Regions from separate parts of the Homo sapiens genome. Here region 2 is linked to region 1. Evidence: read pairs that join two places in POLR2A ChIA-PET (ENCODE). Cell type or tissue: PC-9. All regions are shown on one strand. Each heading gives the region's core, and the rest is flanking DNA. Links, peaks and the distances in the headings are about the cores only. Region 1 overlaps KCNK5 (potassium two pore domain channel subfamily K member 5). Region 2 has its middle 7.6 kb from the start of KCNK5.

Region 1 (15,165 bases), core at 4,586-12,585:
GAGAGAGAGAGACAAAAAAACAAAAACAAAAACAAAAAAACCCCAGCCATATCTGAAGGCCCAAGGATTAGCATGTCACTGAACTTCTCCACAGCCATAAAGGAAGCTGGAGGACAAAGGAAAAACTCAAAATTTTGAAGAAAAAAATTTCAAGCCTAGATTTAGATACCCAGCCAAACTATCAATCAAGCTTGAGGGTAGAATAAAGTTTTTTTTAGGCATACAAGGTCTCAAAAATTTTACCTTCCTTTCACCATTTCTCAGGAAATGATTGAAGGAAGCATTTCACTAAACAAGGAAGTAAACAAGAAAAGACAGATGGCATTGGATTCAAAAAACAAGGGCTCCAATGTAGGATGAAGGCAAACGGAATTCCCAATTAATGGGGAAGCAATGCTTCAGGGTAGTAGGTATGCAGCACGCCTAGAGAGCAACCATCCAGCCAGGAGCAGAAAGATGGTCAACCCTGGAAGATACGTTGGCAAGAACAAACAAATGGGACTAATAGGTAACCTGTTTGAAAGGAGCTTTATAGCGATAGCAGGGAGTTTGGGAGTTATTTGTGCTAGGAACATACAAAACCAAGCAAAGAAAGAAAAAACACGGAAAGCAAAATGTCATGTAAGAAAGAAAGTGCAACTTAAGTACCTTATGTAATATTTATGCATTCATAATAATGTAAACACCAAATTGAGATTTAAGCATAAATTGAGATCTTGCTATATTGGGAGGATAGGCAAAGGATGTGTGTTGGAGTGGAGAGGGGCTAATCCTCATCTTTTGTTGTAGAAAGAGAATCCATACTAACTAAGTGGGACAAGAAAAATAATCATGCGATAAGAAAAAACAGTCAGATGATATTTAGAAAAATAAAAAGAAATAACTTGAAAGTCCAAAAGAGGTCGCCTCTGGGGACTGGGGTTGGGGAAGGGTGAGGCAGGCAACTGCTGTTTTCCATTGTAATCCAGGTAGTATTATTCGACTTTCTGAAGGTATTTTTATATATCATTTTGCTAAAAATAAAAGTTGAGTTAAAAGATAAAAAGAAAACCTAGGTCATTCACAGCAAGGCAAGTGACTGACCAGAATTAGGGGTCATTTCAGATGTCACAGCCTGTCAGCTGCCTACGTCAGCTCCTCCGGACATGGCTGGAGGGAGCCTTTTTGGAGAAACATTATCCTGCCTTGCATTGTCCCCATGACTCATAGGTTCCCATTGTTTCCGTACCCCCACCGCTCTCCCACCACAGGGATGTGTGTGCGCTGAGGTGGGGAGGGGGCAGAAGGAACTTTCTTGTACTCTTTGTTTACTGCACTGCTCCACTCCCATCCCCAGGAATACAGGCTTCCTTGCCAGGGACCAAGTGTCAGGCATGGGGCACCGGGTGCCAAGAAGGAGAAAAAACAATCTTAAAATACCGCTCTCACCACTCATTGTGGAAATTCGGAATCACATGGTTGGGCTGGGCCTTTGAGATCAACTTGTCAACATTTCCATAGGTAGACACCTACGCTTTGCCTGAGCAGTTTCAATGACTGGGAATTCAATACCTCAGTGGGATGTTGTTGGATATTGGGGGCAAAGTGAGGAGCACAGCAGGGTCTTTTGCACCTACAGGCTTTTTCATGTTGCCTGTGCCTAGATGGGTCAAGGCTCTTTGAGTGCCAAGGAACCTACTAGTTATAAAAGGTGAAGGTCAATGTTAAGATACAAATCTCAGGAGAACCAAGGCTGGCCTGGCTCCTGTCTCTTCCTCTCTTGCCACGTGCTAAGGTTTGATTGATGGTCTCCACTCCAAAGTTCATGTTGAAACTTAATCCTCAGCGCAACACTATTAAGAGGTATGGACTTTGGGAGGTGATTAAGTGGGGCAGTATGTACATTATCGTCATTCCTTCCCTCCTGGGAATGGGTGACTCCTTGAAGTTCAGGGAGAACTATGACTGGACAGCTGTCACTTTCCAAGTCAGATCTGGACAATTTAGTTCCCTCTCTCTCCTGCTCCCTTAGGGAAACTTCAGGCAGCCACATATCTGGGATTTACCAGGGATTCGGCTTAATAGGAATAACCTCTTACATTCCTGTAGTGCTTTCCAATCCTTTGTCTCTGTCAATCTTCCCAAAATCTAGTGAAGGAGAAATATGTATTCCTGGTTTGTAGGTGAAAATCTGGCTGCTCATTGACTTGCTGAGGTCACAGGGCTATTGAGTAGGGGGATCTCATGCCAGATTTCAGACCCTCAAGCCGCATCCCTGCTGTAGGGCAGTCCTCCAGCCTCCAGGCTCCCACACTGGCGGTAAGTATCAAAAGAGTTAGAGAATCCAGCTTGGTCCATTTCTAAGGAAGAACCACTCTGAGATTCCTCCTTAACTGGTAGTGTTCCTCCTTCCTTCAGTGTCTTTTTGGTTTTGAGAAAACTCTTCATTTTGGTCCAACTGGAGCTCCCCAGTACCCCCTCGACTAAGAACAGAATGTTATAGCTGAAGGGAATTCATTCCTTCAAGGAGCATCTATTGAGCACCTCTTGCAGGCTAAGCACCACTTTAGCCATTGAATTATTAGCAAAAATCTAATGATTCACCTTTAATCCAATGGTCCTCAACCCTGGTTGCATATTTGAATCAACTGGGTTTTTTTTTAAGTGTGTCATTTAGACCCCATTCCAGCCAATGAAACCACAATCTTTGCAGGAGTAGGGGTGGGGGTGTGGTTGGGTTTCAGCATTTTATTTTAAAACTCTCTAGATGATTCTGATGTTCTCCCAGGGCTGAGAACCTTTGATCTAGTTGAAATGTGGCCTCCATCATGTTACAGAGGATACTGAGGCCCATAGAGGGGCAATGCCGTCCCCAAAGTCACAAGTCTAGGCCTAGTTCCCCTGCCTTCAAACTCTCAGTGCTGTTTCTGAAGATACTTGGTAAATATTTGTTGAAGGCATCCATGAATGAATGTGGAGTGGGAGGGAGAGAAGATGGTGAGTGTGGTAGATATATTTGAGATGCTTTCCCTACCCACAATCCCTGCTGAAGACGGGCCAGCCTAGGTGGCTGTCTTTGAACTATGTGACCCACCTTGGCAAAGCTAACTAGGAGAGGAAACCTGAAACAAGATAGACCAATGAGAGGGCCTGGGAAGGTATTTGAAATGAGGTGCCATCGCTCTCACCCTTGAGGTACGTTAGAATCCCCATTTTTCCAATGAAGAAATAGAGGCTCGGGTAGGTGAAGTGACTTGCCTGAGTCATGCAGCTAGGAAAGGGCCAAGCCTGGAATTTGAGGCAGTTCCAAGAACAACCCCTCCCCTCCCCTCTCACCGGGAAGATGGGACAGACACCCATAAAACATCTAGAGAACAAGTTAGCAGCCGCAAATGTGAAGTTACCTGCCAGGCAGAGAAGAGCAGACAAGAAAATCTGGGAGGGCGAGGACTACCAAGTGAATCTTTCTAGACGGTTAGTGTAGAATCAGGCCACCCAGTAGAGGAGACACTTGAAGAAAAGACTTCTTATGCATATCTTGGGGTGCCTCTCCTGGACAGTAGGTCAGGGTCTCTGGGGCTGAGAGTTGGGGATGATACAGTGAGGACACTTTCCACAGTGACCACTTTCACGAGCTCAAGGAAAGAAGAGAGTGTGTGATCAGGATACAGCAGGAAATCTCAAGGAAACCTAGGAGAGGGCCCAGCATCCCCTTGAAAGTCCTGGCACTGAAAGGTGTCTCCCCTGTGGCCTCCAATCCATCGCCAAGTTTGTGCCCAGACTGTGGGCTGCTCCCTGCCAGGAACGGAGTGCAGCAGGAATAGCAAGGCAGGTCAATTCCCAGGAGACATGTCTGAGACGCCTTTGGCTCTAGGACTCCCCAGCAGCCTTGCCTAACTTTCCTTAGCCTGCGTGGCAGTCTAGACTGCTTCCACCTAAGCTTCAACCTTCATAGGCACTGGGATAGAACTTGCATGGTGGTCAGACAGCGTTCCCAGCCTCTCATAGGTGTTTCCCTCAATGCAGTCCTCTCTGGTTTAATCCAGTCATGGCATCTGCTTCTTGGAGAACCTGAACTAGTAACGCACTGCAGTTCTGTGTGGGTCATTAAGGATCCCTGATTCCAACCCTTCACAATGCCTTCCTCCACCTCCTACCACAAACACAGACACAGACACACACACACACACACACACACACACACACACACACACACATGAGTATGAGAGTGGAAGAGAACAAAAGAAAGAGGAACCTTTTCCCGGGGTCCCCTTGTACAGTGCCAGGCACAGAGCCTGTCAAAAAGTAAGTGCTCAATTAAGAGCCATAATTGTTAGAGGGAGAGCACCACATGTGGCTCAAATGCCCGGAGCAGGCCTGATGGTCTGCAGGATGATGCCTGCCCTGATGGGACGGGGCTGTACTACGACTGGCTTGTGGGGTGAGACCGAGGGGCCCTGGACCTCTGTAGTAGCCACTTCTGACTGGGGCCATGGACATCCTGTGTGGAGTCATCCCTTCCTCTTCACTCGAGGGCAGGGAATTTCTAGAAGACCTTAGATTCCCTTCTGTGTTCCCTCCTTGCCTCAGTCACAGTATCCTATGTGTCAGGCTGTGTGTTTCTGCTCAGTGATATGATCTTTGCAAAGCCTTAGTCTGAATCTGACACACTCAATAGCTTTCATCCAGTTGCCAGGACCTAGTCTTTGCTGAGAGGGTCTCCCCTTTAACTATAAAGAGACCCAGGACATAGAGACTTGTCTGAAGCTGCAGTGCAGTTCAGCAGAGGGCAAGACAGCTCCTGGACTAGGCCCTCGGCAGTCTCAGAACTCCAGCTGAAGGCAGAAGTCCCTTTAAGCCTCCAGTTTGGACCATGACCCAAGAGCTTCTATGTACATTTAGGGGGCAAGTACACATAGACTGCTCACTCATCACCCCTGCAGTTAGCTCCTATGGGCCTTGAATCTTCATCCCTAATCAGCAATGGTCTGAGGCGCTCGAGGGAGTGCAAGTGACAACTTCACGAATTACATTCTCCCTGAAATCCAGAGACTGCTTCTTCCTTTCCAGGATGGACAAAACCTCACTCTCCCCTGCCCTTCCCAGCCTGCAAATCATTCCAGAGGTCAGTGCAGTGATGTGCTGATGAATGTTTAACATCTGGTTCTCTGGAGAGCAGAGATCCCTAATTGGTAGTGTTTGCCCATTTCCACGGTGTAAATGCTTGTCCTATGGGCAATTTTTAGCTACCAATATGGTGTCACAAAACGTCAAGTTGGAAAGAGAAACACAATAGCATATCTACAGGTATTTGCATATACCTGTAGAAGATGAAAAATCACCTCAAAAGCATGAATAATAGTAAGATGCAAAATAGCTAGGAAGTGATGAATTTTACATACTTATGACCTTTGTTCTTAATACCATCTAATTGCATATTTATATAATTTAATTTTTTAATTTTTTTTAGTAGTGGCTGTGGTTTAACAACCAGCTTGCAAAATTTCCAAAAAGTTAACCACCAGCTCCCGTGAGCTGGTATAAAAGGGCTCCAGGCCACTGGGTCAGAAAATTTCCCCTGGAGTGAACTGTTGAGGGTGGGAATCTGAGCTGATAGAAAGAGGCAGGTGTCTGGCTGCTCCAGGCCTGACTGCCAGGTAGCTGTTCATTTGCCCTCAGTCACCAGCATCAGGTGTTCTAGGCAACCTTCGAGAGACTCAACAAATACAGGTCATCTGAGTTAAATAATGTGTGATGTCAACACCTAAAACGCAGCAGCTCAGCTGGCCAGAGCTGCAGGTGAAGGAATCAAAGAAGGAGGAGGAAATTTTACATTATTGATGTCAACACAGATTTCAATGCAGAATGAAAACAGGTGGGGATGGATTGGCAGGGATGTGGGAAGCTTGGAGAGACCTGACCTTTGTTTGAGATCTCCAGCCAGGTGTTCCCAGAACCTGGGTATTTCTGGGCTTTACCCCAGAGCTTCTGAATCAGAATCTTCCCAAGGTGGAGCCCAGGAATCCCCTGATGATTCTTGGGTAGTCCCTGCAGGGTTGGTTGGTCCACCTCACTGGTCTTGGAGATGAGGAGGGCAGACTCTGGGGAGTGGCTGGAGCTGCAGCCAGGACACCCTCTCTGTACACTCTTGTCCTTGAGCAGGAGAGTTTTGCCCTGGCCGGCTTACACTGTAGTTAATAGCACAGGCCCTGGATCCTTAAGTTAGAACCCAGACTCCACCTCTAGCTGTTGTATAATCACTGTGAGCCTCAGCTTCCAAACTGGGTAATAACACTGTTGTGGGATTACGTGAGATCATATGCATAAAGTATCCTGGGCAGTGCCTATAAGCATCCTGTCAATGATGGATATGGCCATTAAGGTCGTGCAGCTGGATAGTAGCAGAACCCAGGCTCTTTAAACATAGCAGGGAGAACTAGAGACCCTAAAGTAGAATGGGCTTTGATATCTGGAAGGTACGAACTTTGATGTTGCATAAGGAAAAGAGCCCCGGGTGAAGAGTTAGAAGACCCAGTGACAGTTGGTCTCAGCTCTGCCAATTATTGTGTTCGAGGGCAAAGAGTTTTAGCCTCCAGGTAGGAGATACTATTTGTGCCAGGTGGCCCAATCCCTCAGCCCACTTGGCATTTCACCGCTGCTGTAGTGCCACCTCAGGGTGCCCAGGTGTCTCTCTACCTTTCTACCTCCAAGCTTTCTCCAAAGCCCGGCAAAGGTCACATAGCTCAGGGCAAGCCCAGCCAGTGTTCCAATTATCTATTGCTGTGTAACAAACCACTCCCAGGCTTTCAGGATTATGAAAACAATCATTTATTTTGCTCATGATTCTGCAATCTGCGGGCTGGCTGGGCTCCACTCTGTATGGCATCAGCTGGGCCTGCAGTGTTCAAGATGGAATCTCAGTGGGGCCAATTCTCTCTCCATGTGCCATCTCCATGGGCGAGTTTGGGCTTCTTCACAGTGTGGGTCTCAAGGTACTTGGATTTCTTACATTGCAGCTGGCTTCCGCCAGAGCACCAAAGTGGAAGCTGCCAGGCCTTAACATGTGGGTTCGGCCAGGTGCAGTGGCTCACACCTGTAATCCCAATACTTTGGGAGGCCAAGGTGGGTGGATCATGAGGTCATGAGGTCAGGAGATCAAGAGCATCCTGGCTAACATGGTGAAACCCCGTCTCTACTAAAAATACAAAAATTAGCTGGGCATGGTGGTGGGTGCCTGTAGTCCCAGCTACTCGGGAGGCTGAGGCAGAATGGTGTGAACCCGGGAGGCGGAGCTTGCAGTGAGCCGAGATCGTGCCATTGCACAACAGCCTGGGCACTCCAGCCTGGGCAAAAAACAAACAAAAAAACAAAACACACACACACACCCACACACACACACACGGGTTCAGAAATCACAGGAATCACTGCCATATTCCATTGACTAAAACAGTCCTGGGGGCAGCCCACATTCAAAGGGAATAGACTCTGCTTCCTGTTGGGGAGTGGCCAGTTCATTTTGCAGATGAGAATGTGAGTGGGGAGATATTGTCGCAGTCATCTTTTGATAATACCGCCTGTTGCATCCACATGTATGAAAGGAGGGTGGGGATGAATTTCCCTGGGGCCATCCTTAACCAACAAGGGTGGAATTGGTGGATAAATGGTCCCTGTCCTTCAGATGGACAAATCTGAGGTGTATTCTACAGGTTTTTCAGGGGAGGTCTAGTGGGATTAAGCCCCAGTTGCCCACAGTTGAAACAGCTCTAAAATGAACATGTATGACCTTTTCCTCTTTCCCCATGTTTACCTCTACATCCCTTTCTGCTACTTCTTCTGACCATCTCCCAGTTCTAGCCTTAGGCCTTGTTTTCCTGGAAAATCAAACCAAAACATTTATTACCTCATTTGGAAAAGGCCCTTAAATTGAGGCCTGTAAAATATTGCACCTGGCTCCCTGCTGTTGCGTAATCCCACCCAGGAATGGGTGTGAAAGGGCTTTATGAACTGAGAGGCTGGGCCCGGTGTGCAGGGTTGCTGGGAGCAGAGGTAATCCTGAGGGAACCGTGGGGACTGGGGAGCTGCTGGGTTGGGAGGCCCAGCTCCCGGAATCACCTGGGAACAGTAAGAGGTGAAGATGGGGAGATGGGGCAAGTGGAAAAGGGGGTGCCAATGACAGTGCTCCCTGGGGTGGGGAGAAATAAGGTGTGCTTTATTCCAGTACTGCCCTGCAGATTCAAGTGACTTGGCACAAGATAAGGTGACTCACCAGGCCAACTCAGCCTGCCACAAGGGCCCTCAAGATCATCCACCTGGCCTTGTGGGGACTCGCCCTTCTGGAACAAGCCTTGCCCCCTGATTTGGCCTCTGCCCCAGGAAGAGAGGGACTGAATTACCAGTAGGAGGGGCCAGGCCTCTAGTTCATTTACCCTCCATTTAGTAAACATGGAAAAGCTGGGCCCCTCTCCACACTGGGCTCCCAGGAATCTGAAGGTGGACAAGCTACTCCCTGTGCCCTTTAGCGGCTCCCAGTCAGGGGAGGAGGCATAAGACCAGGAGGCAGGGAGCTGGAACAACATCAGAACAGCTCGGTGGGAGAGAGGCAGCTTACTGAGGAAGGGGCTCTGGAACACAGAGGAGGAGCACCTGGCCCAGAATCCGGGAGGGCTACAGGTAATTGTGGAAGTCTTCCCAGAGAAGGTGATATCCATATCTAATCCCACTAGGTCTCAGGACTTACCCAGGAGAGAGAGAGGAAGGGCATCAGGGCAGAGGAAACAGCAACGGCAAAGTGGCTGGAGCCCAGAGAGGTGGGAAAGGAGAGGAGGCTGAAGAGAGAGGTGGGGCGGGGGGGAGGGGGTGGAAGAGCAATGGGGAGCCCCTGAGGAGTTTAAAACAGAAAAGAAATGGGTCAGGTTTGAGTTTAGGTTGCTGGCTACAGTAATGGCCAGGTAGAAAGGGAGTCAGTATTAGAGGCAGGGAGACCAGCAGATGGGGCTCATTCATTCATTCAACAAATATCTGTGGACCCCCTACCAGGTGCCAGGCCCTACGCTGTTGTGGGAGATCCAGGTGAGGGGCCAGGTGGCCTGGACCCTGGTGATGGGGCCATGATGGATAGACGGGACAGAGATCTTAGGGAGGGGTTTTCACTGTGAAATACATCCTGACAATTCACGAGTTGTCATTGGTTCCTGGACCAGTTGTGCATGAATTTGGAAACCGGGAACCTGTTATTTCAAGAATGGAGAGATGAATGGCAGAGCTGAGACCAAACCTCAGGGGCCTCATTTCTGGAGGCCCCACCCAGAGCTGTGCAGCCCAGCTTGCCTGTCCCTCCCCACCACTCTACCCCAGACTTATGAGAGCTTCAGATGCAATGGTGGCTGCTGATTACCTTGCCTGGCTCTTTCCAGTCAGGAGGTGAAACCCAAACATCCTGGTTTCTCTTCATCACCTCTGGCAGGGAGCTAAATGTCTCCTCCAGGATCATGCAGGAGATAAGAAGCCCAGCTGGGACCCTGAGGGTCTTTCTGTGCTCTCCTCCTTGTCAGATTAGACTCCTTGAAGGGAGACGCTGTCTCTCACCTCCATCAGACTCTGGGTTCTCTGAAGATGTCTCCCCTGTCAGATCAGAAACTTAGAGGGTAGAATGAGGAATGAGAATGCAAGTCAGGGAAGCTGCTTTGCTGCCAGTTAATAGTTGTTTCAGCTTGGAAAAAATCCTATATTTGCCTCAATTTCCTCATTGTAAAATGAGGATAATGATACATAGGTGCTCAGTAAACATTAGTGGAACAAATAATGGAGAGCCCAGGTGGTGCTGGTGGAGAGCAGGTGCTGGTTTACTAGGACAGCGGAGAAGCCTGCTGGGAATGGAGCCCTGGGGCCTATGAAAGGAGGAGTGCTGCCTCCACGAGGACCCCAGCAAGTCGCCAGATCTCACCAATCCAATTATCTCTGCCTTGCATTAGAAATACAGCAATGACGGCCGGGCACGGTGGCTCACGCCTGTAATCCCAGCACTTTGGGAGGCCGAGGTGGGCGGATCACCTGAGGTCAGGTGTTCAAGACTAGCCTGGCTAACATAGTGAAACCCTGTCTCTATTGAAAAATACAAAATTTAGCTGGGCGTGGTGGCTCACACTTGTAGTCCCAGCTACTCGGGAGCTAAGGCAGGAGAATCACTTGAACCGGGAGGTGGAGGTTGCAGTGAGCTGAGATCATGCCACTGCACTCCAGCCTGGGGAAGAGTGAAACTCGGTCTCAAAAAACAACAACAAAACATCAATGACTTCAACAGAAGGATTTCCCTGCTAGTGTTATCTCCAGTGACTTCCCACCCATCTGCCACTCCTCCGCCACTCGCCAGCCTCCTCCACCGGCCCCACTCCCATCCACCCTATAGCTCCCCGGACTGTGATGGAATGTTCCCCATGCCTCCACATGGTACCCCTCCCCTGCTCATGACCCCTGGGGAACTTGAGGCCTCCTGGGCCCCACCCTTTGCTCTAGCTGCTGCCCTACCTCCCATCTCTTACTCAGAAAGCTCCAGACTAACCCTGGCCACAGTGACCCAAGGCCACACCTCCACCCAATCTTGGGTCTGTGCTTTATCATCTGTGAACACAGTTCTGCAAAACTGTGCCTCAGTCCAGCTGGGTGCCCTTAGGAAGTCATGCTCCCCAAGCTCTCGTCTCAACTGTAGATGGGCCAAATAACCTGGGCTATGTTTGTCAATGGGGTTTGTGAACAGGCCAAGTGCTGAATAAAGGTGGGGCTTACAGTGTTATGGAACTGTTATTGCCTTGAGGCTGAATGTGATTAAAGCAAAACCGGAGAACCTTGGACCTGTGTGTGATGGCAGGAGAGGGGTCGGGGGGAGCAGAAAGAGGGCAAGAGGGAGTGATGTTGGCAGAGGGAGGGATGGTGTCGTTGCAGAATTGGCTGGTAAATACATATAATCCTTTGTAAACACATCCATGCCCTCATGAAAAATGTGGTTCACTCCGGAAATCATACTTTTTTTTTTTTTTCCAATGAACTCAGAAATCATCCTTTCTGGTGCTGAGCCCTGAAATGGTCATAGAAGGGGCCAGTCCCCAAACAGCTGAAGCCTGACAAAGCCTCCCTTTAGACAGATGGAGACAGATGCCCGGCTGAGCCTGGCTCCATTCTTCCTTCACATTCTTTCCAGTCCACAGTGCCCACGCTCAGGCTCTACATTTCCTGCCCACCCCTTGAGTTGAGAAGGCTTGAGCTTCGCTCAAGTTCTCTGGTCCACCTACCTGGAGACAGGAGCCCTTTCCAGAGATGTTGGGTGTGCCACAAAACCACAGGTAGTCTTTTTCATCTCATCACAGTGGTAGAGGGGACAGGAGCTGGGCTGCCTGGGTTTGAATCTAGTCTCACCATTTTTACTGAGATTTTGCACAAGGCAACTTCTCTGTGCCTGTTTCCTCGTCTATAAAATGGAGATGTACTGATGCCCTCTCAGGGTTCTTGCCAGGTCAAATGAGTCCACTCACGTATTATTCAGTGCAAGCATTTAGTGCCTGACAAAGTGGTGAGTGACATGCGTTTGCCATGATCACCCCGCCTCTCCCCTTGCTCCTCCCACTCCTTCCTGATTCTCAAACCTCTACTGCAATGTTCCTCCCGCGTCCTTACCTCCCCACAGAGGCCTGCCTCTCCCCGCTCTCTTCATCTCTTTTCATTCTTTTCTCCCCTCCAGACCATCCAATCCTCTTATCAGTCTGTCCTGAGTCCTCTCTATCTTCTGTGGATGCGCCCAGGCTCCCCTGCTGCTCAGAGGCCAGAAGCCAACCCCTCTCTAACCTGACCCACACACAGCACACACCAAGCTGGCCTGTCCACCTCATGTTTTATTGTAAAAATGTTAAAATAAATTACATTTGACATCGTTGCCAGTATGTACATACAGTGTGCGCGATGCCAGGACAACCAGCAACAACATGGTTCATTAAAACATTTCACAGAAAAATACGAGGCTGCTCCTTTTCAGGCCCCTGCTGGGTGGCGGCCTCTGCAAACGGCTAGAGAAGTGGGGGTGTGGGCACGTGCCCATCACTGTCTTCACATGTTGGGGAGGTGGGCTCTGGCCCCACTGCCCCACAGTAGTGGGGCAGAAGGCAGAGAGTGAACGGAGCTGAGCGGCTCTGATGACTTGCTTCCTGCCCGGCCTCCAGTCACCCGCAGTGGATGCCCCTTCCTGCTTTTGCTCACCTCAGTGTCCCCTTCTCCACCTCTGCTTGGGGACATGGCCCTTGACATCATGGCCTTGGATGAGGTCACCGAAAAAGGCCCAATTGAGTTGCAGGGCAGGAGGGCAGACACTAGATCTCCCAATCCTTGGGACCCTGCTCTTTAACCACTGGCTCTGAAGCCAACAACAGATTCCAGGTATATAAAAACAGCAGTTTGTTTAAAAAATAAAACAAAAAATAACAAAAACATTCAGGACACAGTGGGCCAGCCCCAGGGTGAACATCATGGAGAACCCAAGAACTCTAGTAGCAGCAAGTTCTGCCCACCCCTCACCAGAGAGTCCACCAACAGTTTCACATTATCTTTTGCTCCCCAGCCCAAATCCTTTCCTTTCTTAAACACACACGAGTGCACAGGTGTGCGTGTGCACACACGCACTGTGCACACACACGTGCACATCAAACACTAGCTAGAGAAAGGAGCTTGATTCACATATCTGACCATCACCCATTTGTGGGCCAAGAGCAATTTGGCCTCACCCTGCCTGGCCCAAGGGGGCTGGTGGGAGGGGAAGGCGGGCAGTGAGGTCCTTGTTCAGGGCACAGGGAAGGAGAAGACAGCAGGATTGGGAGTGCAGGTCCTGGGGCCAGCGGGCAGGGTGTGCAGTTCTCAGGCGGGCAGGAGGGGTAAGGGCAGAACCAGCCAGAGCTGAGCCTCACTCTTGCAGCTCCCTGGCCACCAGCCCTAGCAGTCCCGGCTTCCAGTAACCCATGCTCTGCTACTCTCCCTCCTACCACTTGGGGGCCCACAGAAAGCCTTGCGTCTGCCACTGCTTGACCTGAGACAGGGAACACAGCTCTGGGCTGGGCCTGAGTAGACCAACAAGGAGGATGAGGACCCCAGGCCCCAGGCCCACATAGGACTTGTTTCCAGGCCCTGTGAGTCAGGACTGTTTGAGACCCTGCCCTCATCTCCTCACTCCCACCTCCAGCAGCCTCCACCCCACTACGGTTTGTAGTAGGTGCCCGACCTGACCGGCAGGCCCACAGCTGGGATGCGGGCGGGCCCTGCTCCTGCTGTGGTACGGAAACACCTGACCCCACGCACAGCGGTACCTCCCCAGACACTTCAGAGCTCCCTCTCCAAATGCCGAGCTCAGTAATACCGGTAAACTTAAACAGCTGAGGCCCCAGACCTCAGAGAACCGTGTGATACTCCACCAAATGGTGAGACAAAGACCCTGCAGGCAAGGCCTCCTCAGGGTCAGTCCTGCCCACCTGTCCCGCCAGCCAGCATGTCTTTGCATTGTGAGATACACCAGCCAAGCTCAGGACAGATGCCCCCACAGCCAGGGTATGGTTCAGCTGGAGAACAGAGGCCCTGTCCCGGGCATACATCTAGCTGAGGATGATGGAAGGTTAGGAAGGCCCCTGGCCCCCCACTCCCAGTTCCGAGGCTGCCCCCCCACCAGGGGCCAGGCGTCCCGGTCATCTCGGGACACCCTAGGGTGAGGGGGGAAGAGGCCATCAAAGGTGGGGTGGGGAGCCGGCCCTGCCTCATGTGCCCTTGGGGCTGTTAGCCTTGTTGTACTCATTCATCAGCTGTTCGTAAGGCACAGAGAGCTCAGACTCAGTGCTGGTGAAGGTGGACTCGGAGGAGGAGGGGAACTCGCCCATGTTCAGGGGCGCCTTGGCTTCAGCCCCCTGCTGGGGGCTCTCCTCCCCTGCCAAGTTGTCCTCTAGCGAGGACTTGGAGGTCTCCTCGTCTGAGAGGCCAGCCTCCGTGTTCACGAAGGTGATGCTGGCGTCCTGGAAGATGAGTGGGTGGTAGTCCTGGGCGTCCCATGGCTCGCATTCCTCGCTGATGCGGTCCAGCTGGTTCATGAACACCTCGGGGGCAGGGGAGCTGTCTTCAGGGGCCCGTGCCACAGCCTCCTCATCTGGGGACCTTGATACGTGGCCTTTGCTCCTCAGTGTCTGTGACACCTCTTCCAAGGTGGGCACCCGGTTCTTGGAGTAGACTACCAGGGGCACCAGGGAAGGGGGCAGTGCTGGGAGCCCACCGCCTTGAGGCCCCAGCCCTGGGCCCGGGCCCGTCTCCCCACCCCCGCTTGTCTTCATGGCCTTCTTCCCGATCTGCTTGATGAGGTCGTTGTAGGTCTCTTCCTTCTTGGAAAGAAAGCTGAAGATGTTGACGTCCTTGGAGGCTGTGCTCCCCTTCACCTGCAGGGCCTTCCGGGAGTGTGGGGAGCTCTCAAAGGACTCCTTCCGTCGCCGCCGCCGCTTCTTAATGGCTTTGTGGACTTCCACAAACATGCTCACCTTCCAGTTGACAAAAAGGGACAGCCAGGCCAGCCCCAAGTAGATCCAGAGCTCCACGAAGTAGCGGTACAGGGCGTGGTAGTTGGCGCTGGGGTTCACACCTGAGCGGACAGGCAGTCCAGAGGTCAGGAAGAGTTAGCAGGGCCCGGGAAATGTGCAATGGCCAATGCTGTGTGATCTGAGCAGGGGTCAGGCCAGAGCACAGGACGGGGGTGCAGTGGGATAGAAAGGGGCCTGTTCTAGACCCTGGACTATCCCATCTTCCTCAAGGGCTTGGGCCTGCCATCATTCATGACCCCATCCCAGTCTCCAGCCTGTCTCTGAGTCTCGGTTTCCTCAACTAGAAACGTCAAGACAGGCCAGGCATGGTGGCTCACGTCTGCAATCCCAGCACTTTGGGAGGTCAAGGCAGGTGGATCACTTGAGGTCAGGAGTTCGAAACCAGTCTGACCAACATGGTAAAACCCCAGCTCCACTAACAATACAAAAATTAGCCAGGTATGGTGGCGGGCCAGCTACTCAGGAGGCTGAAGCAGGAGAACTGCTTGAACCCGGGAGGCAGAGGTTGCAGTGAGCCAAGATCACACCACTGCCACTCTAGCCTGGGCAGCAGACAGAGACTCCGTCTCAAAAAAAAAAA
Region 2 (15,165 bases), core at 2,929-10,928, 51 kb after region 1:
CCTCTTTAACCAGCGCCCGGCGCGCTCTGCCCCCTTGCTCCGGGCTCCGACCGGGGAGGAGCCCAGGCGGGCCCCGCCCCTTCCCCGCACAAGCAGCCCGGCGAGCGCAGGAGTGAGCGCGAGGTGAGCGCTAGAAGAGGCTTGGCGCTCCCCGCGCTCCCAGGGTCAGCCGCCAGGGGAGGCTGCGCCGCCCGCCCAGACCTGCACGCCCTGCGGTGCCCGAGGGGTTGCGGTCTCAGGGACTCGTGTTTGTTATTAGGACTGGCGTGTTAACTAAAATGATTGTGACTGAGGTCAGGAGTTTATTGCTTTTGTTATTTTTATTGTAATTCCATTTTCATTTACTGATGTTTCTTCCAAAAAAGTCTAATGCTCAGTCTCTCCGTGTCTCTCTTCCACACACTTTCTTGTAAGCCTGAGGAAGGGGGTTAGAACGGGGCTGAAGAAGCTGTAGGGAATCAGAGGACATCAGGAACTAATCCAGCCACCCACGCGTGATTCCTCCCCCTCACCCCGTTCTCACCTACCCGGGTGAGAACCCTGCATCTGGAAGGAGTGGGCAGCTCAATTCGTGGCACCCCTGTGCGCCCCCCCAATACACAGTATCTCTACGGGAAACACTTGGCCTCTTTTCTTTTTTTCTTTTCTCTTTTCTTTTCTCTTCTCCTTTCCTCTCCTTTCCTCTTTTCTTTCAGACGGAGTCTCACTCTGTCGCCAGGCTGGAGTGCAGTGGCACTATCTCGGCTCACTGCAACCCCCGCCTCCCGAGTTCAAGCAGTTCTTCTGCCTCAGCCTCTCAAGAAGCTGGGACTACAGGCGCACGCCATCACGCCCAGCTAATTTTTGTATTTTTAGTAGAGACGGGGTTTCACCGTGTTGGCCAGGCTGGTCTCAATTCCTGACCTCAGGTGATCCGCCCGCCTCAGCCTCCCAAAGTGCTGGGATTACAGGCGTGAGCCACCGCGCCCGGCCCACTTTCATACATATGCTCCAGCTGATTTAAAATTCCACCCCCGCCACCTTATCTCCCTCGTTGGCTTTATGTCCTTCCTAGTACTAAATTCCCTCTGCTATATTATATAACTTTATTTATTGTTTACTCTGTATTGTGCCCTCTCCCCGCCACACACACACAGACACACACACACACACACACACACACACACACACACGGAAATGTCTGCTGGGGAGATGGAGAATCTGTCTTGTGTAATGATGTATCCACAGTGCTTGTTACATACATAGCAGACACTCAATAACCATGTGTGCAATGAAGGAGTGAATGAATTTGTTAAAAACAGGTGCCCAGGATGTTTCTAACTCGCCTTGCTGCCATTCTCTGAGCTCTTGTAAACCCCAGGAAGTACTGAATCCCTTCCATGCATCATAAGCAGGCCCTGTCATTCGACCCACTTTGCAGTGAGGAAAAAAGCTCAGTGGGTTAGTTTGTTCAGTCTTTCAACCAGCACCAGTCAGAAGTTGGAGGGGGAACCTCCTTTCAGTGCTCTGTACCAGGGGCTGGCCCTGCCCTTCTCTGGCCTCTGTAGGGGCAGGTACTGGAGTGGCCAGAGTCCCTGAGCACTGTCCCCTGGCCAAGGCCTTTTCTTTCCATCGAGAAGAAGGGGAGTCATTTCTCACCTCCTACCCACCCTGTACCCAGGCTGTGGCCTGAACCCCAAGGTGTCAAGAGACACTTTACTTGGGGAGGGGGGTATCTGTACTATCTCCAAATCTGGCTGGAATGGAGGGGTTAGGGATACAGTTGGAAGCATTGATCTGATTTTGCTGATGTTTCTGTCTCTCCTTATGGCAACATGAGCGTGTCCAGAGAAGAAGACCAGAGCAGGAAGCTGGGGAGCCCCAGATTTCCTGATACTGCATCCCTGAGGTGTGCAGTGCCAGTCCCCTCAGGACCCCCCTGGCCAAGGATCATCCTGGACAAGGCCCTGGGGGTGCTTCTCTGTAGACAACCCACTCCCAGCACCAGGCCTCTCACCCAACCCAACATATCCATCTTCTCTAAGCCTTGCTGACCTCCTGCCTACCCTGTCCCCCAGGCTGTGGCCTGAACCCTAGCTCTGCAGTCTCATTCTCCAGCCCTCCAGCTGGGATGGAAACCAAGCATGGGTTCCGGATCCCCCCTCTCTGGATGGAGTTCACCCTGTTTGTGAAGAGTTCAGGGCTGCAGTGTGAACGCTTCAGTGAGCATGGGGTGGGGGCAGTTTGAGAGGCCACAGGCCCTCTCTTTGTTTGGAAAATTCCCTACCATTCCTCTCCCACCTCCGGTCTGTGTTCTCTTCCTAAGAAAATAAAGGGCCTCTTCCTATTTCGGTCTCACAGCCTCATGAAAATGCTGAACACTTTGAGATGAATTGATTTTTATTCGAGGCCTCTGTATGTTGTAGTTTCTTTGTCCTTCCACTCTGTTTCTGCATTTCCTGTCCCCTTCTTCCTTCTTGCTCTCCATGTGGTGCTGACTGACTCCTCATCCTCTCCTTCTGTCGCCGCATCCTTTGCTTTCCTGTATTTTTCCAAAGCTCCTTCCCCAGCTCTTCATTCTCCCTCCTCCTGCCTCTCTCCTTTGTCTCCATCCCAGTTGAATGTGCTTCCCCTCCCCCAACTTCCCCTCCCCTCCCCATCTCCCCACTCCCCTCTCCAACTCCCCTGCCCCAGCCAGATAGTTGGATCAACTTGACCTTCTGTAGATCAGGGGCACACACCTGCTCTCTGCACAGCAGCCAGTGGGGGCTTTTATAAAATGTAAACTGTGCTGAAACTATCGAATATTTAGACAACACGAGCCTTAAGATTGGAAAAGGGAAAAGTGGGTAAATGGGAATGAGGTGATGTGAGATATATATTTTCCTACAGGGCTGATAAATAAATCCATTCCAATAGCATACGTGTAGTTCTTAGTATTATGATTATTGATCAGGGTTGATAATAATTTCAGAGTGCAACCTTTTGGAAGGCAATCAGCTCTGAGGAATGTAAACCAACAATAAAATTCTAGGCCCCTCCCAAGCAAGCAAATGGACCCTTCCTCTTGACCAAGGGCATTCTCAAGTAAACACAAAACACTAGTTCAGGCCATGATGGAATGGGTGGTTGGACATGGCTCCTTTTTTTTTTTTTGAGAGGGCGTCGCACTCTGTCACCCAGGCTGGAGTGCAGTGGCACAATCTCAACCCACTGCAACCTCTGCCTCCTGGGTTCAAGCAATTCTCATGTCTCGGCCTCCCAAGTAGCTGGGACTACAGGCATGAGCCACCACGCCCGGCTAATTTTTTGTATATTTAATAGAGATGGGGTTTCACCATGCTGGCCAGGCTGGCCTCAAACTCCTGACATCAACTGATCTGCCCACCTTGGCCTCCCATAGCACTGGGATTACAGGTGTGATCCAAAGCGCCCAGCCGACATGCCTCCTTATAACTTCCTCCCTTTGGAATTCAGGCACAGCTGACCAGCATTAATATTAAAACAGAGACCTTAAGGCACAACCTGGCCAACATGGTGAAACCCTGTCTCTACTAAAACTACAAAAATTAGCTGGGCGTAGTGGCTTATGTCTGTAATCGCAGCTACTCAGCAGGCTGAGGCATTAGAATTGCTTGAACCCGGGAGGCAGAGGTTGCAGTGAGCCGAGATGGCACCATTGCACTCCAGCCTGGATGATAGAGACTCCATCTCAATAAAAAAAAAAAACAAAAACCCAAAAAACAGAGACCTTAAGACTGACAGTACAGACTCTTTGTAGCAATAAGAATCATGACAGCAGGCCCTGAGAGAAATCGAAGTATTTTACCCCAAAATATATTCATTTGGCCTATTTTGAAATGCTCCTGCAGGAGCGCTCCCTGCGCTCCCGGGGTCGTCTGGCACCTTTGTAAGTTGGATAACGAACATTTATAATCTATTCTCTCTGAAGCCTGCTACCTGAAGGCTTCACCTGCATAATAAGAACCTTGTCTTTACAACCCCTTATCTTAACCCAGACATTTCCTCCTACGGATTTCAGGTCTTTAGATAAACTCAACCAGCTACCAATCAGAAAATCTTCGAATTCACCTATAACCTAAAATGTATAAAAACAAGCTGTACTCTGATAACGCTGGACACATGTTCTCAAGATCTCCTGGGGCTGTGTCATGGGCCATGGTCACTCATATTTGGCTCAGAATAAATCTCTTCAAATACTCTACAGAGTTTGACTCTTCATCCACAGGATGGAGTTGAGCTTCACCTTGACAGCAACAAATAATGAAACTTCTGCAGGTCTCATCTCCAGAGATTGGCTGAGCCATCAGTTGTTTTGGCCAAGGTCATGCTTCCAGGATCTCTCCATAAAAGGTTCACACCCACCTTTGTTTCTTCCTTATTTCAATTAGGTAAAGGGATTATCCTCTTGGTAAAATGAACACTTGGTAATCCAACACAAATGCTGTTTTTATTTCTGTTTTGTAACATTTTTGTTTACATTGTTTTATATTCTGTTTAAGAATTTTAGGCCGGGCGCGGTGGCTCACGCCTGTAATCCCAGCACCTTGGGAGGCCGAGGCGGGCGGATCACGAGGTCAGGAGATCGAGACCATCCTGGCTAACATGGTGAAACCCCGTCTCTACTAAAAATACAAAAAATTAGCCGGGCGTGGTGGCGGGCGCCTGTAGTCCCAGCTACTCGGGAGGCTGAGGCAGGAGAATGGCAGGAACCCGGGAGGCGGAGCTTGCAGTGAGCCGAGATAGTGCCACTGCAGTCTGGCCTGGGCGAAAGAGTGAGACTTCGTCTCAAAAAAAAAAAAAAAAAAAAGAATTTCAGAGGAAAATAGTCACCCTCTGCAAATCGGATCTGATCAAAGGAGTTATATAAAAAGCCATTAAGAGCGTAAAGTGATTCAATATCATCATTACTTGAAAACCTTATTTCCATAAATAAAAAGCTCTGTAGCTGTCAACTGAAAAGGTCAACAGGTTCTATTTTTATTTTTGTTCTTGTCATATTGCTTAAAAGACAGATGATATGAAATGCCTTATAAAATCACTTACATTATGAAAGATTATCAATTATTTTATAAACTTGCCCTATTTCCAATGGATCATTTGGAAACTTGGGGAAATATCTGTTAAATTTTCTTTTTTTTTCTTTTTGTTTTTTGTTTTCTTTCTGTTGTTGTTTTGTTTTGTTTGAGACACAGTCTCCCTCTGTCGCCCGGGCTGGAGTGCACTAGTGAGATTCAGCTGACTGCAACCTCTGCCTCCTGGGTTCAAGTGATTCTCGTGCCACAGCCTCCTAAGTAGCTGGGACTACAGGCATGCGCCACCACGCCTGGCTAATTTTTGTATTTTCAGTGGAGACAGGCTTTCACCATGTTGACCAGGCTGGTCTTAATTCCTGACCTCAGGTGATCCACCCACCTAAGTCTCCTAAAGTGCTGGGATTACAGACGTGAGCCACTGTGTCCACCGACTTGTTTTCAGAACCTCTGAAAGAAATATATCTTAAATTTTCATGTCTACAAATTCTCCATTTACTCAATTAGAAAGGTTTCTGAGTGGTAAATTTAATGTACATGATAAGGCAAGCTTCACGTTTTATACTAGGAGAAACATCACTGAACAAAATAAATCACAGAGCAGAGCAACAAGGATGTTTTTAAAAAATAGTGAAAATGGTATATGCATACAACGAAGTATTATTCAGTCTTTTTTTTTTTTTTGAGATGGAGTCTCATGAGGTGGCATGATCTCAGCTCAATGCAACCTCCACCTCCCGGGTTCAAGTGATTCTTCTGCCTCAGACTCCTGAGTAGCCGGTATTACAGGCACACGACACCACGCCCAGCTAATTTTTGTATTTTTAGTAGAGATGGGTTTCACCATGTTGGCCAGCCTGGTCTCCAACTCCTGACCTCAAGTGATTCGCCTGCCTTGGCCTCCCAAAATTCTGGGATTACAGGCATGAGCCACCACAACCGGCCTACTCAGTCTTAAGAAAAAAAAAGTGATCCCGTTGCATGCTGCAACATAGATGAACCTTGAGGACATTATACTAAATGAAATAAGCTGGTCACAAAAAGATAAATACTACATGATTCCACTTATCTGCGGTATCTGAAGAAGTCAAACTGTTAGAAACAGAAAGTAGAATGAATGGTGGTGGCCATGGTGGGAGCGGGAGGGGAAAGGGGAGTTGTTCAATGGGCATAAAATTTCAGTTTTGCAAATTGAAAATGTTCTAAAGAGTTACTGCACAACAGTGTGCATACTGATAATATTACTGTACTGTACGCTCAAAATAGCTAAGGGGGTAAATTTTATTATATACTTTTTACCACAATTAAAAGAATAGTGAAATGTAGAATGTGTAAATTCAATGTACGATATTTGAGGTTGCAAGAATTAGCCGGGCATTGAGGAGAGAGATGTGGCTAAGTGGCGATAATTAAGTTAGGTAAATGTTGCCCTGGCAGGGTTTCAGTCACTCTTAATAGCAAAGCTACATATCCTTTGCTCTGAAAGCCCATTATCGAGAAACGTGTCCTTGTAGCTTAAGAGCAGAGCTCAAGCACTAATTCTGAATTATTTACGTTTGAAGATTTCAGATAAGTCTCTGTTGTCATTTCAAAGACTTTTTCTTAAAAAGCGAAATGGTAATATCAGAAATTTATTGCGATTTGCCAACGTCTAAAATTTCTATGGCCAGGAAAAATAATTTAGTAACAAAAGAGGCCCTCATTCTGAACCAATTTAGAGGTCATCCAAAGCTATTCCTTAAACTGGGTCATTTTTAGAGTGACACGGCAGGGTGCGATTTATGGTACCTACCCCTAAACCTTTCTCCCCAACAATCATTGATTCCTGAAATTCCATCATGTGAGAGCCATTTCTCGGTGTTAAACATTGCCCTCTCGCTAAGACCTCTTTTCAGACCGAGAAAGGACTATTGCATTAAGATCTAACATTTTACTTCTGTGGATCCTAGCCTTTATTTGTTTTGGTCACTACTTTGAGAATCTATGACTGTTTCCTCAGAGAAAATGCATCATGCACATACCCACCCAGACTTCTATACAAGTTCTGATGGCTCACAGGAAACCCAACACACACACCACACACACACACTCCACACCTCCACCTCATCCTCCCCTAGGTTGTTCTGGGCTGGAAGACTCTACAGGCACCTTGGGCAGGGAGGTTTGGGGTTATAGCACAGCGCTGATTGATGAGGGAGATAAAAGAGGAAAAGCCAAGTGGAAAGGGTAAGCAAATTGAAGCAACTTAAAAAATTTTGCAATAATAATAAGGTGCTTTTGCCGTGTTCACTATGTGCTAGATATTTAATACACACTACATAAGATAGTGCAGATAAATAAAGCATTTCATCATTTTCATTATCTCATTTAATGGTTGCAATGACACCATGGGGGATGATCAGCCCATTTTACAGATGAGGAAACTGAGTTTCAGAGAGGTGAAGTAACTTGCTCAAGGTACCCAGGGTGACCCGTGCCCAGAGTCCACGGCTGTCCTCACTACCTGAGCATGCTTCCCTCCCCTCATATATATGAGGTCACCACTCCCCTCATATATGAGGTCACCACTCCCCTCTCCCATGGCCTCCTCCAGCTTCCCTGAAGTCTTCTGGTTTCCTTCTGTGCTGAGAATCCTCCACCTGCTGGCCCACCCTCTCCCACCCATTGTGGGGTGGCTGGGCATGCCCAGCAGCCCTTTGGGAATACCTCCCTTGTCTTTCTGTCCTGTGGTGAGCAGCTTCCTGGGTTGCTTGGGGTAGCTCTTTTGGAGATTGCAACCTCTCCCTGCTGGTCTCTTCCAGCTCAGTTCCTTTGCTGGTCACCCTTAATAAAGACAGGATCTTTGAGGATAAGAAGAAATGGTCAGTGGGGACAATTGCACTTGGCATGTAGGGATGACAATGCCATGCTGACCCTGCCAATGTCTTTGGGCAACCATTTACAATGCCTCATATTCATACTTTTTTTTTTTTTTTAATGTGATAGAGTCTTGCTCTGTTGCCCAGGCTGGAGTGCAGTGGTGCGATCTCAGCTCACTGCAACCTCTGCCTCCCGGGTTCAAGTGATTCTCTTGCCTCAACCTCCTGAGTAGCTGGGATTACAGTTGTGAGCCATCATGCCCGGTTAATTTTTGTATTTTTAATAGAGACAGGGTTTCGCCATGTTGGCCAGGCTGGTCTCCAACTCCTGACCTCAAGTGATCTGCCCACTTTGGCCTCCCAAAGTGCTGGGATTGCAGGCGTGAGCCACTGTGCCTGGCCAGCACTGCCTTTTAAAACAAATGTAGACAACAAACCAAAGTACTATTAGCAGTACCCGAGACTCTCTCACCAACAGATATCACAGTTCTTTTCCTATCCCATGAACATGGTGGCAGATAGTTCAAAATTTTGTCTCAAAATTATGTCAGTTAGGAGACCCACCGCTGTAACTTATCATATGAGGTGTTTATTAAAAAGTGCATATGTCTTTGGAGGCTGAGGCACTAGAATCAGTTGAACCCGGGAGACAGAGGTTGCAGTGAGCCAAGATAGTGCTACTGCACTCCAGCCTGGGGGACAGAGAGATATTCTGTCTCAAAAAAAAAAGCTCATATATTACTATTTGCAAATTTTATTTTATTTATTTTGAGATGCAGTTTCGCTCTTGTTGCCCAGGCTGGAGTGCAATGGTGCGATCTCGACTCACCGCAACCTCCACCTCCCGGGTTCAAGCAATTCCTCCTGCCTCAGCCTCCCGAGTAGCTGGGATGACAGGTGCCCGCCACTTGCCCAGCTAATTTTTGTATTTTTAGTAGAGATGGGGTTTCACCACATTGGCCAGGCTGGTCTCAGACTCCTGACCTCAAGTGATTGGCCCACCTTGGCCTCCCAAAGTGTTGGGATTATAGGCATGAGCCACCACACCCGGTCACAAATTTTATTTTTAAGAAATATATTGATCATTGTTTTTTAACATACTTGATTGCCTTTATAATACATTATATACATATGTGTATACATATGTATAGTACATTATATACATATGTGAGTACATATATACGTGTGTGTGTGTATATATATATATATATTTTTTTTTGAGGCAGCATCTCACTTTGTCGCCCAGGCTGGAGTGCAGGAGTATTATATCAGCTCACTGTAACCTCCCCCTCCCAGGTACAAGCAATTCTCGTGCCTCAGCCTCCCGAGTAGCTGGGACTACAGGCAACCACTACCATGCCTGGCTAATTTTTTTTTGTAATTTTAGTAGAGATGGGGTTTTGTCATCTTGGCCAGGCTGGTCTCGAACTTTTGGCCTCAACTGATCTGCCCACCTCAGCCTCCCAAAGCACTGGGATTACAGGCGTGAGCCACCGCACCCAGCTCAGTATATTTTATTTTATACATTTAAAACATCACCCTAGGGGCTAGGCATGGTGGCCATGCCTGTAATCCCAGCAGTTTAGGAGGCTGAGGAGGGCAGATCACTTGAGGTCAGGAGTTGGAGACCAGCCTGGTCAACATGGAGAAAGCCCTTCTCTACTAAAAATACAAAAATTACTCGGTGTGGTGGCGCATGCCTGTAATCCCAGCTACTTGGGAGGCTGAGTCACAAAAACCGCTTGAACCCGGGAAGTGGAGGTTGCAGTGAACCGAGATCGTGTCACTGCCTTCCAGCCTGGGTGACAGTGAGGCTCCATCTCAAAAATAAAATAAAACATCATCATAGGAAGAAGTCCACAGGCTTCACCAGGCTACCAGAGGGGTGCACGCAACAAAAATAAGCTTATGCATTCTGCCCAGGTTTTAAGTAGGCAAGTAATCTGATTGTTGTAGCACTTCCAAGAATTCACAAAGGCAGCTCGTCCTTCAGGAGGTGGTAGCAATAGTTCAGGGGCGAGATGACGGGGACCAGAAGGAAGGTAGGAGCAGTAGCAGTGGGAAGCAGGGACGATTCAGGAGATGTTAGGGGAGTTAGCAGCTTTGTGATCTAGGGCCCTGCCCCTGTCTTCAGAGCCCTGCTACTTTATGCTGCTGTCTGCAGAACCTGCTGCATTCTGGAGTTGGCACCAATACTAATCTGCCTTTCCTACCCCATTGCCTGAACACTTTGCTCCCACATGGAGCCCCTCCCCCAGCCTGCCTCCCCTGACCTCCCTTGCCGCCTGGCTGCATTAAGCAGCTCCAGCAGGCCTCATACAGACCCACTGTTTAATGCCTATGGCATCCTCATCTGGCCTGGATCTGGCTGCTCCTGAGGGACACCAAGATCCCAGAGACAATTGGCCACTTGTCCACTGAATGGGAGAGGGGCCTGAGGATTGGTTGGGAGGCGGGTGGGGAAGGGAGGAGGATGAGGAGAATGCCAAGGGGAAGGAGCAACCAGGATTCCTGGGATTTCTGCCTCCCGAGCCAATGTCCAAGAAGGAGCTGGGCAATAAACAGAACTTGAACACACACGGGACTTTGGCCATGCAGTCCTAAGACGTGTTCTGGAGTGACAGCTCACAAGGCACTGGGGATCCACTGGCTTGGAGTCCCCTGTGTTATTATGGGGCCCATGACACTTAAGTTACTATTGATCTAACGTTATGAGCGCCTTCCTCCTCAAACCAGCCACCTTAATGTTATCCTTCTGTCAGGGACCCAAGCTGGCCCAGCCTGGAAAAAAACCACTGATTCATGTCCAGCTGAAGGACATTACTGAAGGTGAAGATATTGGGGTGGATGGTCTTCCTCTTCCCTCCCACTGTTTTTTACTAGTCTGGGCAAGGAAGGGACCAGTTATAAAGTGATACCATGATCTGAGTCACTGTTACTGCCTGCTTCTTCAATGCCAGGCATTGAGCTCAGCACTTTATAATGTTACTGCATTTAACCTCACGACTAGCCTCTATGCAGGCCTTGTAATCATCCGCATTTTGCATGTGAGGAAACAGGTTCAGAGGGGGTAAGTAGCTTGCCCTACCTAGTGTGCATGGAAGCCAGAACTGAGACCCAGGCTGGTTTGATGGCACTTAGACAGGGTGAGGCCCCAGGGAACTTTACTCCTCAAGCACCCAACCCATACCCCTCCGGAGCCAGGCTTTTACCTGCTGGGGCATGACAGAGCTGGCCCTGCTGCTGATTCTAAAACTATAAAACCTAAGGCACAGGAAAGCCCAGATGAGGTCCTCTTCATTTGCCAAGACTGACTTCCTATACAGGGTGGAGGACTGTCAATGCTCAGAGGTGGTAGAGAGAAAGGGCCTATGGACCACGGCTGCCTCTTTCTCCACCAGGGGAGGAAGTCTTCCCTGGAGGAACAGGAAGATGTTGTACCCACCTGAGCCTCCAACCTGCTCTCCCATCTCCAGCTGGTGCCAGAGTGCTATAAGCCCCTGACAGACTCACATCCTAGGCAGTGGCTGTCAGTGGCTGGCAACATCCCCAGAGGAGGGACAAGGCAGACTTTATGCACTCCCAAAAGGAAGTATTCAGTGCCACCCTTGCCAACAGTTGAACTTGAACCCCACCGAGCCTCTAGACCCAACAGCCCATTCCTAGAAAATTCAGGGGCCAGAGGAGTACGTTAAACAACACCACAGGAATGTAATCAACAAAATGGAGGTCAAACAACCTGGTTTCTTGTTTTTGTTTTTGGTTTGGGTTTTTTTGTTTGTTTGTTTTTGTTTTTGTTTTTTTGAGATGGCATCTCACTCTGTCTACAGGCTGGAGTGCAGTGGCATGATCTCGGCTCACTGCAACCTCTACCTCCCAGGTTCTAGTGTTTCTCCTGCCTCAGCCTCCCGAGTAGCTCACACCACGACACCCAGCTAATTTTTGTATTTTTAGTAGAGACAAGGTTTCACTTTAACAAATATATAACAGGAAAAAAAAGAAAAAAGAGGAGGGAAGGGAGAAAGATTGTGCAGAAAACTATAGATGATGGCTGGACACAGTGGCTCACACCTGTAATCCTAGCATTTTGGGAAGCCGAGGCAAGTGGATCACGAGGTCAAGAGTTCAAGACCAGTCTGGCCAACATGGTGAAAGGTGATCTCGGCTCACTGCAACCTCCGCCTCCCAGGTTCAAGCAATTCTCCTGCCTCAGCCTCCTGAGTAGCTGGGATTACAGGCTCATGCCACCACTCCTTGCTAATTTTTGTATTTTTAGTAGAGATGGGGTTTCACCATGTTGGTCAGACTGGTCTTGAACTCCTGACCTCGTGATCCGCACGCCTCTGCCTCCCAAAGTGCTGGGATTACAGATACGAGCCACCTCACCTGGCCTAATTTTTTATTTGTAGAGACAGGGTCTCACTGTGTTGCCCAGTATTGTGGAGTTTTTTAAAAATTGATTTTAGAGATTCAATAAAATGCTTGTCAAGTCTGTGTTTAGGATAAAGTCCTAAATTTGTACTATGGCTTCCAAATCCAACCCCTGCCATCTTTGTGGCCACATCTCCAGCCCTCCCCTCAGTACCCCCACCGCCTCTGCTCCCGCCCCACAGCTCTTCATGCCAGGGCCACATTATGACCTTCTTGGACCTCAGGCACTTTTGCCTTCACAGGTCCCTTTCTCTATAAATTATAGTTTATAATGTATAAACTATAATTATAGTTTATAAGTGTGTTACTATAAAGACGAGTACATCATTATTATATATTAAAGCATTTTCTTTTATTTAAAAGTTCATTCTTTTCCTTGTGAAATTCAAAGATTTTCATGGGCTCCTTTTGTTACGGTAGGCCCGGACATGTATCTGCTGTCTCCCCAGACACTCTCCCATCTACCCCCTTCAGCTTAGTAAGCTCCACTCCCCCATGCAGAAGCCTTCCCTGACTTCCCCAAGGGCCCTGACCCCAGCATATGCCCTCCTGACCCTTCCTCCCTTGTGCTTCATGAGAAATATCACAGGTAAGAATCACATATTAATGTGGGTGATTATTTGCTTGACATCTGTCTTCTCCACTGAGTTGTCCGTCTCTGCACCCCCAGCATTTAGCCCAGGCCTGGCATAATTTGCTGACTGTAGTTAGCAACAAGGTGTTGTATGCTAGAAAATTGCAAAGAGAGTAGATTGAAGTGTTCTCACCACAAATAAATGACAAGCATATGAAGTAATGCCTATGTTAATTAGCTTGACTTAGCCATTCCACTATATACATTTTTCAAAGCATCATGTTGTATGCCATAAATATGTACAATTATATTTGTCGGTTAAAAATAAAAAAAGCAAGCCAGGTGCGGTTGCTCACACCTGTAATCCCAGCACTTTGGGAGGCCAAGGCAGGTGGATCACCTGAGGTCAGGAGTTCGAGACCAGCCTGCCCAACATGGTGAAACCCCGTCTCTACTAAAAATACAAAAATTAGCCAGGCATGGTGGCAGGCACCTGTAATCCCAGCTACTTGGGAGGCTGAGAGCAGGAGAATTGCTTGAACCCAGGAGGTGGAGGTTACAGTGAGCCGAGATCGCGCCACTGCACTCCAGCCTGAGCGACAGAGCACGACTCCATTTCAAAAAATGAAAAATAAGTAAAAACCAAACACTGCAGAGAAGCATTCTTTCTAGACAGGTACTAAAAGAAAGACCCTACTGACTATAAGTTCTTTGAAGCATGGTCTATGTCTAGCTTGCTCTCCGTAGTATCCCATCAACATCGTTGACACAATGTTGACTGACTGAATGGTGATCCTGGGGGCCTGGAGATGGAGGCTGGGGACAGCAGGGAGAGCTGGAAGGAGATTGCTGCCTTGCCCTGGTGACAGACAGAGGAAGGCACTTCATAGTCAGCATGAGGTGAGGAGTTAGGGTCCTTTTAGGGGTAGGATTACCAGGCCTCAGAGAGAAAGAATTCGTCTTATCTGGACAACCGGGCAGATTGCAAAGTAAGGAATAAGGCAAGGAGAGGAGAGTGGGCAGCAAAGATAATGAGCTCATCTAGGGCTTTTTCAGTGTGTGGTGTTCTTAGCACACCTGGGTGAAGAAGCCTAAAGGGCAGTGTGGACGAGGGGTCAGGAATTCAGGAATCTAAAAGGGCGGATTTGGGTGTCTCAGCACCCGGATGGTGGTTGTCCTCTCCCAAGTGGATCAAATTGCCCTGCTTCTGCTCCCAGGCTGGAAAACCAAGATGATAGCAGCTATGGCTCTCTTCAGAGCTCTTAGAGAGAAAGAGGAAACTTCACTGAGACAAGGATGTGACCTGATCCCAGAGGTGAGACAGAAACTGGAGAGAACTGGACTAACCCTCTAAACCGGGGACTGGAACTGAAAGAGCCATCAGTTACATGTACTGAATCACAGTCCAAGCTGAAGTTTAAGAAAACAAGCACACAGGAACACATACAGAGGCAGACTGAGCCAGAATCAGACTGTTCTGTTTAGTTAGAAGCACTGGTTTGGACCTACTGGATCCACCTTCAGCCCATGCCTAGACTGGAACCACTTCTCATTCCGGGTGCGTCCTTGCTCCGAAATGGGCCTATGAGTCACTGGGAAAGAGGATTCGATTAACAAAGATTCAGTCAGACTACAGCTGTGGCCAAAAACAGGGTGCGCCTGCCAGGACCTTCCCCTTAGGCAGCCGGGTGGCCATGCACCCGGTTCATTCCTGCTGCCTGCCGCTGTGTCCCCAAGCTCGCCATCAGGGGCATGACTTTGGGTGGAGCCATGGCAGCCTCCAAGCTTCTCATTTCCAAATACAAATGTCCCCTTCATAGCAGCACATTCCAGTGGCTAAGAACTTGTTGCAATTTTGTTTTTCTTTCTTTTAAAATTTACTTTAATTTATTTGAATGTCCCAGTCTGCTGCCCAGGCTGGAGTACAGTAACACGATCATAGCTGACTGCAGCCTCAAACTCCTGGGCTCTGGCGATTCCTTGCCTCAGCTTCCCTAGTAGCTGGGAATACAAATGTGAGCCACCATGCCTTGCTTCAATATTTAATATTATATTCAATATTTAATATTACATTTACGATATTGTACAACCATCACCACTATTTCCAAAACAGCCTCCGGCATAGCTGAGACCACAGGCATGTGCCACCACACCTGGCTGCAAATTTGTTCTTTATTCCCTTTTTATCTTGTGGGTTAACTAGAATCAGGACCCCGAGAGAAAGGGGTTTTAATGAGGGAAGGGAAGGACAAATGGAGTTGTGTAATTT

Evidence for each region. Peaks named below come from ENCODE experiments on the same cell type or tissue, not always from the same donor. Only the 100,000 strongest peaks of a DNase experiment are listed, where the experiment ranks them.
Region 2: POLR2A ChIA-PET joins it to region 1 with 5 read pairs; 5 of 35 experiments call an interaction of 5 or more read pairs at or near these places.

Annotation. Positions count from the first base shown.
Region 1 is chr6:39,177,130-39,192,294 of GRCh38, forward strand. KCNK5 (potassium two pore domain channel subfamily K member 5) reads right to left here. Exons shown (of 5, transcript NM_003740.4): 5 at 11,842-14,626. The coding sequence ends at 13,761. Among named protein-coding and RNA genes, the nearest start is that of KCNK5, 45 kb to the right of the region's middle. In PC-9, for the core only: no CTCF peak of the experiment used is centred there; DNase peaks (open chromatin) are centred at 7,942, 8,272 and 10,802; H3K4me3 peaks cover 1,185 bases; H3K27ac peaks cover 5,021 bases.
Region 2 is chr6:39,229,496-39,244,660 of GRCh38, forward strand. No RefSeq gene overlaps it. Among named protein-coding and RNA genes, the nearest start is that of KCNK5, 7.6 kb to the left of the region's middle. RefSeq lists a silencer at 1-270 and an enhancer at 558-1,285. In PC-9, for the core only: no CTCF peak of the experiment used is centred there; no DNase peak of the experiment used is centred there.